Linked DNA regions of Mus musculus: region 1 is linked to region 2. A link is a loop called in an ENCODE intact Hi-C map of the cell type or tissue named here. Cell type or tissue: left cerebral cortex. All regions are shown on one strand. Region 1 overlaps Pde4b (phosphodiesterase 4B, cAMP specific). Region 2 overlaps Pde4b (phosphodiesterase 4B, cAMP specific).

Region 1 (8,000 bases), 58 kb before region 2:
AAAATAAATGCATATTAATGTTAGAACAGGCCTAACATACCCACGGATATAAAGTGTGAACATGTGTCAAAGATGTTCTCTGCTCACACCCTTTACTTAACACGTCCTGGCCCGAATAAGTACACAATGTGATACTGAATCGGGTGCTATCAGGTCTCTGAGGAGCAAGGGCACTTTGCGAGCTAGGAATGCAGAGAGGGATTCATGAAGAACAAAGTGAACCTGGTCTAGGGATAAGATAGCAAGGACAAGCAGTTTGTGGAGGAGACATCTACACAAGCTGATGGGAGCAAGAATCAGATCATGAGACACTGTCATCCCTAGAACTGGGGCCTTGTTTCTTGGAGAGGAATTTGTCATGGTCCAGAATGAAGGAGGAACAATGTCCAGAGCCTTGAGGATGATGCAGGGGAGAAAACAGGCAGTGTGTTGGAATGGAATAAACTCTCTGGTAGAGAAGTTGATGGCAGAAGGGACCAGGCACATCCATGGGCTCTTTAGGCCACCATAAGTACGTTGGAGTATATTAAAGCCAACTAGGACCTAACAGGGAGAAAATTGAAACAACAGAAGAAAAGGTTACAAATTCTGTTAAAGTTCTCTCATACTTTAATGGGTATATTAAATTGTATTGGGGGGGTGTTGAAAAAGTAAGAGAAACATTGAAACAATGGGTCTTCCAGGCAGAGTTGAGAGTTCATTTGAGATCTTAAATAAGGAAGATGAGGTGAATTCAAGCCCAAATACAAGTGATTTGCTATGCACTCAGCAAATCACCCTTCATTGAACTGATGCAATTGATGCCGTTGGAAGGTGTGGGTTGATTTCAATTCCAGGAGTAATGATGGGGTCCACTACCATTCTTGCCCTTAGTATATGCTCACAGATCTGCTTAGCCACAGAGAACCTTCTACATTGCATACCCCCATGACCCCCACTACCCCCCAACACCCCACTCCTACCTACCACTCAGCAGGGGAAAACTGTAACATCCATGAAAGAAATATGCAGAGTCAGCTACAGAACCATCCAGAGGGTATTAGCAATGGACTGGCTGCTTTTGAGTTTCATACTTACATGAGGTCTAAGCTAGACACTATCTGGTCAACCTTGCAGGCCTTCTCTCAGGGGCAAGGTCCTTTCTCGATCTAGCATTTACTACCTTCGTTCTGCAATGCCAAGATATCATGGGTATGGAAGGATGCAAAATCTCTCCTTAGTACGGAATGCTTTCTTCTGACAGTGGTGATGTCTATAACATTTCATGAACATGTGCTTTTGTGAGTGACTAAGCTGAGTTTTTCCTGAACAGCATCTTCATGTACTTTCAAACAACCAGTGAGCTTAGTTTCCTTGGCATCTCTTCTTCATAGATAAAAAGGCTGAACTTTAGAGAGGTTGAGTACTTTTTTTCTACAGATAGAAAGCTGTCCAAGTGTAAAAGGAGAGAGTAGAAGCCAGTCTCTGGGATTCAAGCTCTTTCAGCAAGAAGCATTTTTGTCAGCTTGAGCTGTTCCACATTTCTTCTAGTTATCATATTGTCACTATCCTATGAAACTTACTTAGAGAGACTATGATGTTCATTTCCAGCTATATTAAAACTGGGTTCTATTTTCCCATGTTCTTAAAATAAGGGATTAATTCATTGGAGGTGGTTGGAGAATTAATGGATTTTATTCATATTTCCTTCTTTTGAGAGCCTGGTGAAGTGAAAATCTTGTGGTTTGTTGGTTTTATGCAAGCATGGTGACCTGTGTTGGGAAAATTTCCCCCTCAAGTCAAATGTGCTGACACACGTGACAGCCCACGCCGAGCAACATGTGCTCTGGGGACAAGCCACGGCCTGATCTTTTCCCACCATGTAATTTCAAATTGAAATCTGACCTTTACAACACATTCCTGATATTGAGGTCAATTGGAATATTCAGATGTGCTATCTAGGCATCTTATTCATCTAGGTTACCTGTGGCTATCCTGATGATAAGTCTTTGGCAACAAGACACACTTACGTGGTTGTGGCCTGTGAGTTAGGGTGTCTGTAAATGAAGGCTCATATGGAAGATCTCCATTTCCACACATACTCAGAGGCAAATGGTCCACACTGGGATTAAGAATAAGATTTGAGTTTCTTCTATGCAAGGATTGGAGAATCTGCGTTTTAAAATAACACCATTGGATTCTTGTGTAAACTAGTATTTAAAAACCACTGCATAAATGTCTTTCAATCATGGAATTCCTTCCCTGTCCTGTCCATGTGAAGATAGTGACAACTGTTACTGAGTGGGCGAAGATCAAAAGGTAAAGTATTCCAGGACTGACTCTGATCACTAGGACCAGACTAATTTAAAACCTTGTCTCATGTACCATGCACCCTTTTCTCAGTTTTGAGGGTCCTGGTTGCTCAGAAATTCATCTCACCTTGTTCTTCCTCTCTTCTGTAGACATGATAATACCTTAAACCATCTAAAGTACTCTGACTCTGCCACTGGAAAAGGAACATAAACATTTCTCCTGCCTTTCTGTCCCATAATAACTTTGATGAAGCTGGAGTATGTTCCAAAGGACTGTAGGTACTGATGTTTGCAGAAGGCCATCCCCACCCCACCCCCTACTGAGGATAATCGGAAAACAAACCCAGATAGAGAATTCTGGTCACCCAGCTGCCCAGACCTGCCACAACAACCTATCTGAGGGATGCCGATGACGTGGTAATTTGGTCTGTGGCATTTGGCTTAGTGGTTTCTGTTGTGACATAAAATGATTCAGGTCTTCACATCTACACACCAGAGCTTCACAAAATTACCTTCTGGAGTCCTTGAGGTCAGATGAGGAAGCAGGGAAAAGCACACTCGAAACAAATCCCCTGTGTTTTCACTCTGCCTGCTGAGACAGACATGCAGCAGCAGCCTGCTCTGTAACTCTTGGAAGGTCATCTAAAAGGACAGAAAGACAAGCAGAGGTCTGAAGTCTCCCTGAGGACCCCCTTCCTGCTGCAAACACTAGCCATACAACTAGCTCACTGGGATCTTTCTTACCTTAACTTCTTTTCTCATTCTTTTCCTTCATGGTCATTTTAAAGATCTTTGGATTTTATATTTGCTGAGCACTATTATGCATTTTATATACGATATCAGGTTGATGGAGAATATCTTGGGCCCAAACCATTCACCATCTCTGGCCTTCAGGCCTGGGCCATTGGGGATTTAAATCACCACAGTAATTCTCAAATTCTATAAGAAATTTAATAAAAACCATGGTGCTTCTTTTTTTTTAATTGAAACATGAAAGAAAACAAACAAATTAGAATTTGACAAAATCCTCTTGGTACAAAAAATCTCAACCAAGAAGCCATCTAATTCTCCTGTGTGGCCAGGTGTGCTATTTCTAGTCAACTACTTAAAAATTCTGAACTATCCTTTCAAATTTTCTATCAACTTCAAAAATTGTGTGGTTCAGTGCCAGCTCCACCCAAGCGAGTCAATGCTTACGCCTTACAGAAGAGAGGTAAACTGATTTAAAAAAAAAAAAAGAAGAAGAAGGGTAGATCAGTAGGATTTGGGAAACAGGCATTTCTAGAGTCAACTTCTGATGTTTATTCCTAGACGAATGTGCGGGCAGATCTACTAGATACCACCTTCTTGGTAACTCTCCTGACAGTGGCCACCAAACCTAATTTGTTTAGGCCCAAGGTGAATTTTGTATTTGTTTTTATCAGTTTCCTCCATCCTCATAGACCATATTAGCCAGAGTTCAAGGCCAGCCTGGTCTACAAAGTGAGTTCCAGGACAGCCTGGGCTATATAGAGAAACCCCGTCTCAAGCCTCCCCCCCCCCCCCCAAAAAAAGTATTCATTAAAACACTTCTGTCAATTTTCTCTTCAACATTCATACTTTGAAAATACATATGTAAAAATAAATCTTAAGTTCTTTCTTTTCAAAGCCATATTTTATGTATAGGTTCTTTGTGTTTGGATTATATTTTTATAAACTGAGGATAATCAGACAGATGAAGAGGAAAGAAAAAAAACAAAACAAAACAAAATGAAACACACAGTAAAGGAAAAATCAAAGAGCAGAGAACCTGGCAAGAGACTGGGGAGAAAATAAGGAATAAGTCCAAAAGGAATTTCTAGGGGAAGCCCCGTGAAAGAACAGAGGACAAAGGTGCAGTGCAGGGCGCGCTCAGTGACTCAGGCCTTGGCTCTGCTCCTGGGTGACTCACTTGCTGGAAAACATCACTGAGTCCGAGAACTCTTTACAGGTCTCAAACTTTCTTGGAATCATTTGCAACTTCATTTTGTGTGCATATTTTCTTCTCAGTTCTTTAAAGTGGAAATACCTGTGACTTATCCAAAATATTTGTCCCCTGAAGCTAGATTTTATCTCTATCTTTTAGACACTTACTAGTTAAAATTAAATGGTGGGCTTTAGAATATAGAAAAATGTTTGAGAAAATAGGATTGGTTCCTTCCCAGAAGCCTGCCTGTCTTCTGAAGAATTAGATGGACGGTGGCTCCCCACCCCCCAGCCCCCCGTAGGTGCTGCCCAAGTTCATACTGAGTGTGGAGTAGATGAGTGATTTTCTTTTGTCTCTTTCTTTAATCATGATCTACAATAAGAAATACTCTTCACATTGTGACTCAGTCCCCATATGTCCATGTGTTCTGTGAAACAATGCTTGGCTTTGGTATACATGTCCATCTGGTATTTCTATTTTGTTCTCTTCCATTATCCCCTGGGTTGTTTTAAATAGCTTGAGATCTGACAGCTCACTACTGGACCTTAGTATACTTCCCGGTATCTGTCCTGTCCTCCCAAGTCTCTTCCAAAAAGACATACTGATAAAGCACGGTATAGCCAATTTTGAGAAACATTTCTCTTACACTCTCTCCTTTCTGATAAAATGCTTGCAATTCCTCAAACACCAAGGGGTCTTTCACTTTCCTGCATGTCATTTTCTCTGCCCAGAGCACGTCAGTTTGTTTCCACCCCACTTCCTCTTTCTTTCCTAATTCTAGCTGCTTAAGATTCTGCTCAGAAGCCAACATCCCTTCCTCTGGGGCCCTGTGAGTGGAGCACTCTCTTTGGCCTCATGGACTTACCTCTGCTTTATTATGCTATGATACAAATGAGAAAAAAAGATTCTCATGTTTTTCTTGCCTGCTAGATTTCTTGAAGGCAAATCTATGTTGTGTTTTGTGTCAGTATGAACTGTCTAATGCTTAATACGTGTCTGATTAGCAGACTTGGGATAAAAAAGACTGTTCAGTTACTGAGCATTTGGTATGCAATAGGCGCAGTCCTTGGTCCACTGCAGTCCATTTCGCACAAACAACAGAGCATGCTTCCATTCAGAATGACTGCAGTGAAGTTGGCATGCTGGCCTTCATTAGAATCCGTTGTTGCTATGGCTAGCAGGAGGTAGTGCAGCCAAGTAGTTAAGTACTCAGACTTTGAAATATACATAATTGGATTAGAATACTGTTTTATCAGTTGCTAATTCTGTGACCTTAGGCAAGACACTGTATAAAACCCCAGGTTCCCCATTGGGATAACCACCTTCCCTTGCTCTTTTCAGGACTATATGAATATTGTTAAATGACCATGTGTATTCCAGAAAGACAAGATTCCTTGTGGTTTTGATTTATTTCCATAAAAGAAGAGCAGCTGGCACATACAGAAGCGAGACTTCCCAATGCATGGTAACTCTTGAAACTAGCACACCAGACGCAGGTAGAAGCACTTGCCTCCCTCAAGGGAGCTATTTGATCAGTTGGACTTTCAGGATTAAATTCTGTCATTTCAGATGGACTCTACTTTTCATATATCCATTGGCACATCTTTGTGTGCTATGTATTAAACAGATAAAATGTTTGAGTTAACATCTTAGAGAAAAATTACTGGATTTAATGGTGTTTCTAAATCTTATGTAAGATCCATTGTTACCTAGCATCTTTGATACTTTCCCCGATTTTGTTAGTGGATGTTTGTATTCCAGGGTTTCACTCTGGGACCTTCCCATTTCCAGCAGTTGTTTGGTTTCAGATAACCCAGGGCTCACTAAAAAAGGTATTGTTGGGAGCTTTTTCAGTTTTGCCAGCTTACACACATCTCTCCATATTATTTTCCTACCTGAGCTGAAAAGGAATCTGCATTCAATTTGTACTTTATGAACTTCACTGGTAAATTTGGGGCCATATTCTGTAGGCATCAAGGCTGAGGTGAAATCTGAGATACCATCCCTAGGTTCTGCTCAGAATGGGTCATCTGCAGACTGACAGACTGCCTCCACAGTCTATGAAGTAGAAGGCACTGGGATCCTGGGAGATACTGAGATACTGCTGAGGAAATTTTTAAAAAGCAGTAAGGATATTTGTTTGCCAAGTGAAAAATAAAACTCAGCCCAATGTATCTTGGCAACACTTGCTACACGACATAAACTCAGACAGAGAGGACAATGACTTTCTCTCTATTGTTCTTCCTTCTTTGGCCTCCTATCACCTCAGGAGATGTTCAAGGGGGCTAGTTCATTCTCAAGATTGACAAGCTAACCCTATAAGAAATAGAGTGGGCAGCAAGAGTTGGTGGGTCCCTTGAGTTAATTATTCATTTTTCTGTAGAATTTCATTCTCATTTCCCCCACGTTTTCCTGAAAGAGACACTGCCCACCAAAGTGAGAATGCTGACTCCATGCTGGGGATGTGCTTAGCAGGCAGCATGCATTCCTGCAGGTAGCAGACCCGAATCCCTTCTTGCTTGCCCACCAGGGAACTGAAAGGGAAAGAGAAGTTGGGAAGGAAAAGAGAGTGTGACACCATCTCTCTTCTCAGAAAAGGTCTAATGAGACCTTCGACCAGCTTCTCGTGTTACCTGCTAGGGAGAGAGATTTAGGGTGGCTGCCTTGGTGATCACATAACTAAAGATAGAGTCTGGGCTGGATTCCCCAGACTGCTGGTTCAAAATGCTTCTCTGACCTAGCCACTCTCTTATTTATGCATCCAGTTAGCATTGATTGGTAATAACAGTGCAAGTACTTGTGATTTCAAAGATGAATTAGGTGAATTATTCATATCCAAGGTCTGTATGCTGCCCATCGGCTGCTTAGGATCTCCCAGAGGTTCTGAGTTGCCTTAAGTTTTTGAGTCCACATCAACAAAGGCTTTCTACCCTGGCTGGGTTAGAGAGCCACTAATGGCTAAGCAGAGTCTATTTCCAGAAGCCACATGTACATCTCACAGATGATCTACCTTCTATTTCTTTTAACACTTCTGCTGGAGGTCTTGTTAATGAATACTAATCATCAATGATTATTGATCTGAATACCAGGCTATTAACTGTCAAGGGGCTTCATTTTCTCCATGTTTAAAAAAAGAGAAAGAGAAGAGCAATGAAATCATGTGTGTGTGCACATGTATATACATGAGGTTTGGCTGTCTGAGATACCCAAGGAAAAGCACATATATGCACATCCGTAGACTACAGTAAAAGCTACAGATATATCCAGACTTCACACAGCTATGACGTTCACAAGACTACCCATACGAGATAGGCATATGTTTAGTAATTTAAGACACACTTTTTTGAGTGTGTTAAGAACCCCACTCTTTTGATGTATCCCATTCCTGTAGGAGGTTAAGGCCATGGTCAACTGAGTCACAGGTTATAATCTTCCAGCCACTTATACACTTTTGCTTTTGTCGTTCCTGTTCTATTTGATCCCAAGGTTTACAAAGATGAGTGATATTGTTTCTCTGCTCTAGAGGAAGAGGCTGAGGCCCAGAGAGGGTTAGACTCTTGTTAAGACCCTCAGTACAGTGAGCAATGGGTCAACTTAGAGTGTATTCCTAGTCCTTTAGCCAGGAGGAGAACAGTGTTGTTTGTTTGTTTGTAACTTTTTCTTGATTCTTTGTGAATTTCCCATCATGTACCTCAATCTCACTAATCTTTCTGTCCCTTTGTATTTGCCCTCTGCCCTTGCAACCTTCCCTTTAAAGAAAAAAA
Region 2 (8,000 bases):
GTTAGAAGGCCACATCTGCCTTTCTTAGTCTTTCAGAGCCCCCAAACAAGTGGGCCCTTCATAATTTTTTTTTAAATGAGAGCAATGATTGCCCTAGTCAGTGTGGTGGGGCCCTCCCTTGCTGAGGAAAACCAGTGGTGGTTGCTAAGCAACATTTAGAAGGTCTAGATTGGTTTCTGATCCTGGATGACCTCCATTTGTGTACTTCGCCATGTGTATTTTATGGCTACCTTTGGATGACTTTGGACAACTTTGTTTTTGGTATGCATTGGCCTGCCCTTAGTAATAGGATCACAGGAGAATTCATTTAGGCGTGGATATAAGGGAGATGGTATTCCTCTGTTTACTTGCATGAGCACACTGACCCCTTCTGTAAAGATACAGAAGGTGTGTAGTTTACTTAGCCCCATGGCTAAAAACCACCATCCTCTACCACACAGACTGATGAACCGCGAATCCCAACAGGTTTCTATGACAAAGAAAAGTTATATGAAGGACAGAGGGGAAACAAAGTATCTTGCCATATATGATTCATTTTTGGCCTGCTCTCGTCTCCTGAACAGAGCAGCCAACCAAACCACTAAATAGTCCTCCTTACCCTCTTCAGACTGTTAAATGAGGATTAGTGGGTGGATCCTAGTAGGTCTGACTCTTCTTCTAGAATGAAAGTTGATTGAAACCCTAAGAGAACTTGTGTTTGCTCTTTTGCTTGCTTTTTCCCCAACTGCTTTGCATGGCCATTTGAGGTGTCCCATTGGTGTTTGTTGAAAACATGACAGAATGGTTTGATTGAGGTGGGACAGTCCTAGTGGACTCCAAAATGTTTGCAAGTATTTCAGAGATATCAAAGAAACCAAAATGCCTGGCTATTATATCTATTATATTTGGCTAAATTTTGTGCAGGGGGTGGGGTGGAGGATTAGATACGAGATCATTAGTCTCTAAGCTTTTATGTAAGATATGTTTACTGTAGTTTAAAGTTTGTTACTTTGCGAAACACTAGCAGACCAATCAGTACTCATTAAGCTGTCTTTCCCAACTTCCCAGTCTTCAGTAAGAGCTAGTTTCATGGCTTGGAGAGGCCATAGTGACAGGGTTATATCTTAACACATAACTTGGAATTTATGCAATTCACCTGGAGTTCAAAATTGCACTGAGGTTCAACATGTAGTCTAAAAGCAGAAATGATTGACCCAGAGGTGTCGGGCTACACTTGAAAACATACACACATACACAAGCAGGAATACCCAGAAAGACAGTGGTTGTATCTCTGAGGACAGTGGGAGGTACAGTGAGCCAACAGGCAGAGACTCAGGTTCAGCCTCGCTTCACCTCAAAAGGCATCTCTCTGGGGAAGCAATGGTTTGACCTGAGTCTTAGATGCCTGAAGTGAAGCTATTGTCAGAGGCAGGATGCTCATTTGGAAAGGGAATTGCCTCACAGGAAAGAGAGCCAATTACAAGTTCGGGCTGTTGCCATGGTGCTTTGCTGATCCTTCAACATGCAATACAGGAACTCCGAGGAAGGCTAGGAAATAGGATGTAGGGGAGGTGGGGAGAAATGAAGTCAGCTAGGGCAAGGCATCCCACTGCCTGCACTGTAATGCTGACAAGAAGAGGCTGGCAGGGGAGCCAGGAAAAGAATGTCATTTTCAGCATGTCCTGGGTTGCTAAAATGAAACTAAAATAATTTAACTCTGAGACATTTCTAGCATGAATTATAAGACGTAACAGCCGTAAAATATCAAATAAGCATAACGCCAGATAAATCGTTGTTCATGCAGCAAATGCTATCTCAGATTTTCTAGCGTACTCCGGACCCTACACGGAAAGGTTATGAATTTAATCCATTTGCAGAATATGATGTAATAAGCATATTAATGAACTTACTGAGTGCAGAAAATTGCACACTGCATATGAAGTACTTTTTGAACCAAATAAATTAATTCCATCCCCATTCAGTCCACGGGGAAAAGAGACTAATGCATCGGCACCCAGTTGGTGGGCAAATAATGTACCAAAAGCTGGTAGGAAAGAAATTCTCCTACCCTGGAAGCCAAGTCAGAAAGCAGTTACAGTTCTAACCTTTTCCAATTTAAAAAAAAAAAATTAAAAGCAAAGCTCGGCGTCAATTAATCAAATGTACCATCACTTGGAAGCAATTAGAAGAGCTGAGTGCTGCTGTGTCAGGCTGCATCTGCAGAGGGCTGTCTGCAGAGGAAGAGAGGGTTAAAGAACACCTAGCTGGAACGGGGGAGGGTAGGACCTCAGGTTTACTTAAATATTCATGGGGCTTCCTCCATTTTAATCTTCTCCTTTTTAAAAGATGGCTGTTTCCCAGTCAGACAGCTCCCGAGGGGAAAGAGATTCCCTGCTCCCTGGCAGAGTTGGACTAATCTAGGGTGGAAACCCCTCCGGGCACCAGGACTGTTCCTAACTGAAGAAGTGCTTCAAACCGGCCAGCTGAATACAGGCTCTTGCTCCTCCTTCGTACAATTCCGGGTTTCATTACTCTCTTCTGCCTGGAAATAAGCAGGGAGGGAGGGAGCGAGCGCATAGGCTTCTTGCAAGGATGGGGTGTGAATGAAGACCAGCTTGCTGTGGATTAGGGAGTACCACCCGTCTGGAAGGCTTTGTCTTTTCTAAGTTTTGGTTCTTTATCCACTGGAACTGCAGAGGTTTCCTGATCCCCCTGGAGACCGCTCTCTTAGAACTGAATTCTTTCAAAGGGATCTGTGGATTGTGGCAAGAAGAGCTTCCAAAATGCCTGAGGCAAACTATTTATTATCTGTTTCTTGGGGTTATATCAAGGTGGGTTAATCTGATTGTGTTCTGTGTCTCTGATAGAATGTGATTGTTTTATGTCCCTCTGTATTTCATGGAGTGGACGGCATGAGCAGTGGTTTAATTTGTATGTACGGTTAGCCCACAGGTGCTTCTTAAAATGAAATAAGACATGTTTTCTTGCCTTGTATTTTAATGTACTGTAATGTGTTTCAATTCTGGTTCTTCTCAACTCTGTTTTAAAAAAATGCTTTCTGCTCTTCTTTTCATTTTTTCTTAAACTTTTCACTTAATCTGTTTTCACTGAATACGTTATCACATCAAACTATATTTTTAGGATTATCCCCAGTTTTCCTAATTCAAGTGACATTATTTTGGCCTTTATTAAAATTTCTTTTCCTGAGTTTGCCACTTCAAAAATCAACCAGAAAACAATTTTAAGAGATTTTAACAACTATTTTTTTTCCTACAGTGACATTGGGATGCTTTCAAATTGAGGGGACATTGTGATTTCTATTGTAGCCCTCATTAACCTAATGAAATTGGCTGATGATACAGTCTCTTGGTTCCTAGAAAGTGAAGTTGGAAGTACAGCAATCCAGCAATCGTTTGCTCTTTCCCAGACACTTAATGCATTTTCTTTTCTTTATAAACAGTTCAAAAGGATGCTGAACCGGGAGCTGACACACCTCTCAGAGATGAGCAGATCAGGGAACCAGGTGTCTGAGTACATTTCAAACACGTTCTTAGGTAAGATGCTAACAGAAAAACCCACTGAGCTTCTGCAGGGTGAATTTTTACAGTCTACCAAGGGCATCCCTGTGAATTTGGAGTGAGGTTAAATGCAGAAAAAAATCCATCCAAAAAATGAGCTAAAGTCATTTTCTATAGGAAAACAATAAGCAAGAAGATATTTCTGAAATGAAAATACCCTTTGAACCTCAGGCTATGGTGGGCTGCTTGCATTTATATGGTTTCTCATTACTGCCCCGGTCCTGCAGGGACCTCTAGAGCAGCTGAAGGTCTGCAACCTTACCCAGCAACACTAGCATCTCTTTAAAAAAAAAAATCTTCTTGTAACTGGTTTAAGACAAGAAGCTTTCCTTTTAGGTGTTTGTAAGGGTCATGCATGCAGAGTCCCAGAGAGCATATTCTGGAAAAAATTGACTGTCGCTTTGGTGGATTATTTCTTAAAGATGAATGCATGTGTGTAGGGGGTAGGGCTGGTGTCTGAGAGGCCTTGTTTTCTCTAAGCTGTACCGTTGTCTTCTCATTCTGATGGTTTTCTGCTCTCTGCAGTTATGTGGACGGGACTTCACACAGAGCACTGGCCATAGGTTTGCAGGGGTGGTCCTCAGTTCCTCCCAGGGTCTTGTTTGACCCTTGGGAATTTCTTACATTTTCTTAAGGGGAACTTTTGTATCATGAACCCATTCTGCCTGTTTTAATGAGGACTGCAGAACTGGTCTATCTGTACCTCAAAATGCATGAGAAACCCTGACATTTGGATTCTTCCTGCTCTGAACTATACTTGCTTACGCAGCTCCTTATTTGATTCCCCCAAGGAAGTGACCCATTCTTCCAGCTGAGCATCCCTGCTTTCTTTTTGGCACAGCCCCTTAGTAAATGAGTGTTTGCCTTGGTGTCTTATGGAGCGCAGTCTGTCTGCAGCTCTGTTTTTAAAAAATCTATCTTTTCCTCCAAAGCAGTTAGTTCCTCCTAACAGGATATCAACTGGCTTTCTCAGCAGCCACCCATGCGGTAATGCTCAGCACAGCCTTACTGTGCAGCCCTCATCTTCCAACGAACTGCAGATTAGCAGGCAGAGACCATCCTACCCCCTTCTTGCCATGTGTGGGTGTCCTCCAGCACCTGCTGTTCCCAGCTGCAGTTGCAACAATGTTTCCCAGAGAACAAAGGAGAGGAATTTTTACACATACTCATGGTCCAGTGGTGGCTGGAATATAAACAAAGAGAAGGCATAATCACAATCCTTTTCGTCTCTTGGCTTTCCCCATTATCTCTGAACACAGGACTCTTCCTCACACTGTCTCAGATACATACCTTGGTTCATGAAACATGCAATTATTTTTCCTAAGCTGGGAACTGTTTTCAGGACACTTGATACTGACAACAGGCGTAAAATCAGCACTAACTTCCCTCAGTGTTAGTATTAGAAGGGTGGTGTGTGTATAGATGTGTGTATATGCCCTTGAATGTGTACATGGCTAGGTGGGCAAAGAGGCAGGTTCTTAAACACAGGAAAAAAAGATGCAGACACACAAGAGGCATCAAGTGCTTCATTTGAAATGTGGGAACCTGGGGAGAGATGCAGCCCTTCAGCTCCTTCAACTGTGCCATTCTGTGAGTCTGTCACGGGCACAGTTACTCAGCAGCTTCCCTGAGACACACTTGACCCCCCTGTAATATGCATCAGCCTTACAATTTGTATAGACAATCAAAGCTTGCTTCTGAACTACAAATGCAGAGCAGGGGACTCTTAACCCTGTCTTGGGGGAGAGGGGCTGTCCCTGGAGGACCTTGAGGCCTCCTCATAAACTGTCATATCTGTAGTGGACTTTAAGGGCCTCATGACACAATTTCCTCATTATACAGAAAACAGAGCTGAAGTTGTGAAGAATGAAGGAATAACCAATCTAAAGTCACTTGACTAATATTTTTTTTCTGAGCCAGAACTATTAACTCTTTAGGCTGTTAGAAATAAATGCCAGATACCATCCTTTATCGAAATTCATGAAAGCACAAGGAATAGAATCCCCTCTAAGGGTGTGATGTGGATTACTATTTTGGATTTTTTTTCTGTAGAAATCAGGATGGTTGGAAATACAAAGGAAGGGTTAATAATTCCTTGGTATATAAAAGACTTTGTTCTGAAAATAACAATCATTGCAGAACACATGGAGAAGACAATATCTCAGCAAGAGTGGGAGAGTGTTCAATCCTGCCCGAGAGAAAGAAAGGGTGTATCTCCTAAGCCAGTCGTCTATGAAACTTGTGGGTTTTCCCATCTGAAAGGACAATGTTTAGGTAGGGACACAGAGAGCCAGGCAATAAACCATGGGCCAGCCGAGGCACTTGCTAATGCTATTATATGGTAGTGGATTTCATGCTGCTGGGAAAAGTGGACTTTGGAGTACCTAGTCTCAGGAGAAGTAAAAAGGCTGTAGGAGCAGACCACAAATATAAAACAAGCTTTTAACCTGTTATATTGAAAGCTAGTCGGTATTTTTACGGGTAAAGAAAATTTTCTTTTTAAACGTACTCAGCATCCAACCTCGAAAGCTAGAATTTTTAAGGTTTGAGGGAAAGAGCCTTAGAATTGTCATGGTCACAGGATCTAGCAAGCAAAACCCTTCAAATTGTACCACTAACAGTGTTTGATTAAGACCAGTTCTCATAGGTGCTTTTTTGTTTGTTTACATGCTTGCTTTGAAGTAGCCCGCGGTGTCTCCACCATTATTCTGACAACTAAAAATGCTAATCTACTGAGGGTTTTTTTTTTTTTTTTTTTTTTTTTTTTGGAGTCTGTGATTCAGGTTGTTTCCATAGGAATCTGGTTAATTGCTTACCAGAGGAAATTCCAAGTAGGGAAGCCTTGTGCTTGTTCCAGTGATTGCGTAGGGGAACACCCATGAATGTCACTGGTCCCACGGTGTATAATGCTCTTCTTCATTGCTGTGTTCCAGGCACAACAGTTGTTCTGCTCAGTTACTGACTGGTACAGGGAACCTTTAATTAACCCAAACCAGAAAAGCTGCTGGTCCCACCAGAGATGCTTAAATCTGCAGAGGCACTGGGGAATCCAACAACATTTTATACCAAATGTGAAGAGCAGTAGTTGGGGAAAGCACAGGCTTTCGTTCTAGCAGAATGTGGTAGTTATTAGCCATGGAGTGACAGAAAAAAAGGGAGCTTCAAAAGTAAAATAACATACACTTTCCACACCAGAGACTGGAAAAAGATTTTTAACAGGAACCCTAAGGCCTGGGCTCTGGGCTATTAAATTGCTATGTACAAAGTAATTGCAGAATAAATATGTGTTAACTAGGTCATCCTTTGAGTTTGGGCAAATTGCTGACTTCATCTGAGAAATGAGTGTGGGGTTGTTATTTGTTCCCAAATCTAGTGCCGATCATCCAGACAGCAAGGGGAATTTAGATAGATAGATAGATAGATAGATAGATAGATAGATAGCAGATAGATTTGGGTGTGGCCTATACATTTGTGGATTGTTTTAATTTCCTCAGTGCCATTTGACACCAAATACTTTCAAAACCTCTAAATTAATTGAAGTGACTAAAATTCTCTAATCAAAAGTTACAGACTTGTGAGCTAGCTCCTCAAGGCCTTTCAGGGGTGCTGGCTCCCCCAACAGCCAGGTGGTAGGCTGAGCATGAAGCTGGCCCTATCTTGCTGTACTTGCTTTGCTTTGACAGAGTGTCTCCAGGGCTTGTGAGCAGGCAGATGTGCCCCCCAGGAGGACACATGGGTATGCCATCATCTGCAGGAGTCTGAAAGCAAGTCAGCCCTATCCCAGCATGTCACCTGGACGCATGCCATTCTCAAATGGGGAGGCTGCTGCTGTACTGATTTTCACTGTGACAAGCAAAGATAAATGTGCGCACTTCTGAGAGCCACATTAACTATTTCAGCTATGGGTATCATTTAGTCCGAGGAAGGATTGGGTCAGCAATGGAACCAATCACTACCTTTGTGCCCCTACAGGTGTCCCTGTAGCAAGACATCACAAGCACTCAGAATTCCCTGCAAAGGGAAATACAGGTTTTGATAGTTAATAGGTAATAGTGATATACAGGAGAGCTTTTACAGGCATCTAGATATTCATTTATATTAATACTAGCTCTGTTTTTACCTTGTAAATTTAAAAGAAAACTAACTGAGATTATCAATAGTTAATAACCATAAACATATTAGGAACTAAAATGCCTATTATGAATAAGAGGCCTTATTATTTATTAGAAAATTAATAGGCACAAGACATGAAGAAAATCAAATTATAACCTTCCCCAAAACCTCAAATGGTAATGAACCAAAGCTTTTAAAGAATTATTTGAAGGTTATGAAGCCATTTATTTTTCTAACATTATTTTCTTATTTAAACTGAGCCTAAATAAATTCATATGCATTTTTACATAAAAAGGAATAAAAATATAATAAAATGGGCTTTTGTTAAAT

Evidence for each region. Peaks named below come from ENCODE experiments on the same cell type or tissue, not always from the same donor. Only the 100,000 strongest peaks of a DNase experiment are listed, where the experiment ranks them.
Region 1: a loop joins it to region 2, with 4 times the contacts of the local background. A loop is called at or near these places in 2 of 42 quality-filtered maps.

Annotation. Positions count from the first base shown.
Region 1 is chr4:102,529,193-102,537,192 of GRCm38, forward strand. The region is part of intron 5 of Pde4b (phosphodiesterase 4B, cAMP specific); the gene reads left to right. Among named protein-coding and RNA genes, the nearest start is that of Gm52668, 18 kb to the left of the region's middle. In left cerebral cortex, no CTCF peak of the experiment used is centred here; DNase peaks (open chromatin) are centred at 4,198, 4,699, 5,015, 5,331 and 2 more places; H3K27ac peaks cover 2,988 bases.
Region 2 is chr4:102,587,392-102,595,391 of GRCm38, forward strand. Pde4b (phosphodiesterase 4B, cAMP specific) reads left to right here. Exons shown (of 15, transcript NM_019840.2): 7 at 3,440-3,533. Among named protein-coding and RNA genes, the nearest start is that of Gm52667, 22 kb to the left of the region's middle. In left cerebral cortex, no CTCF peak of the experiment used is centred here; DNase peaks (open chromatin) are centred at 1,496, 2,453, 4,112, 4,551 and 4 more places; H3K4me3 peaks cover 4,961 bases; H3K27ac peaks cover 6,420 bases.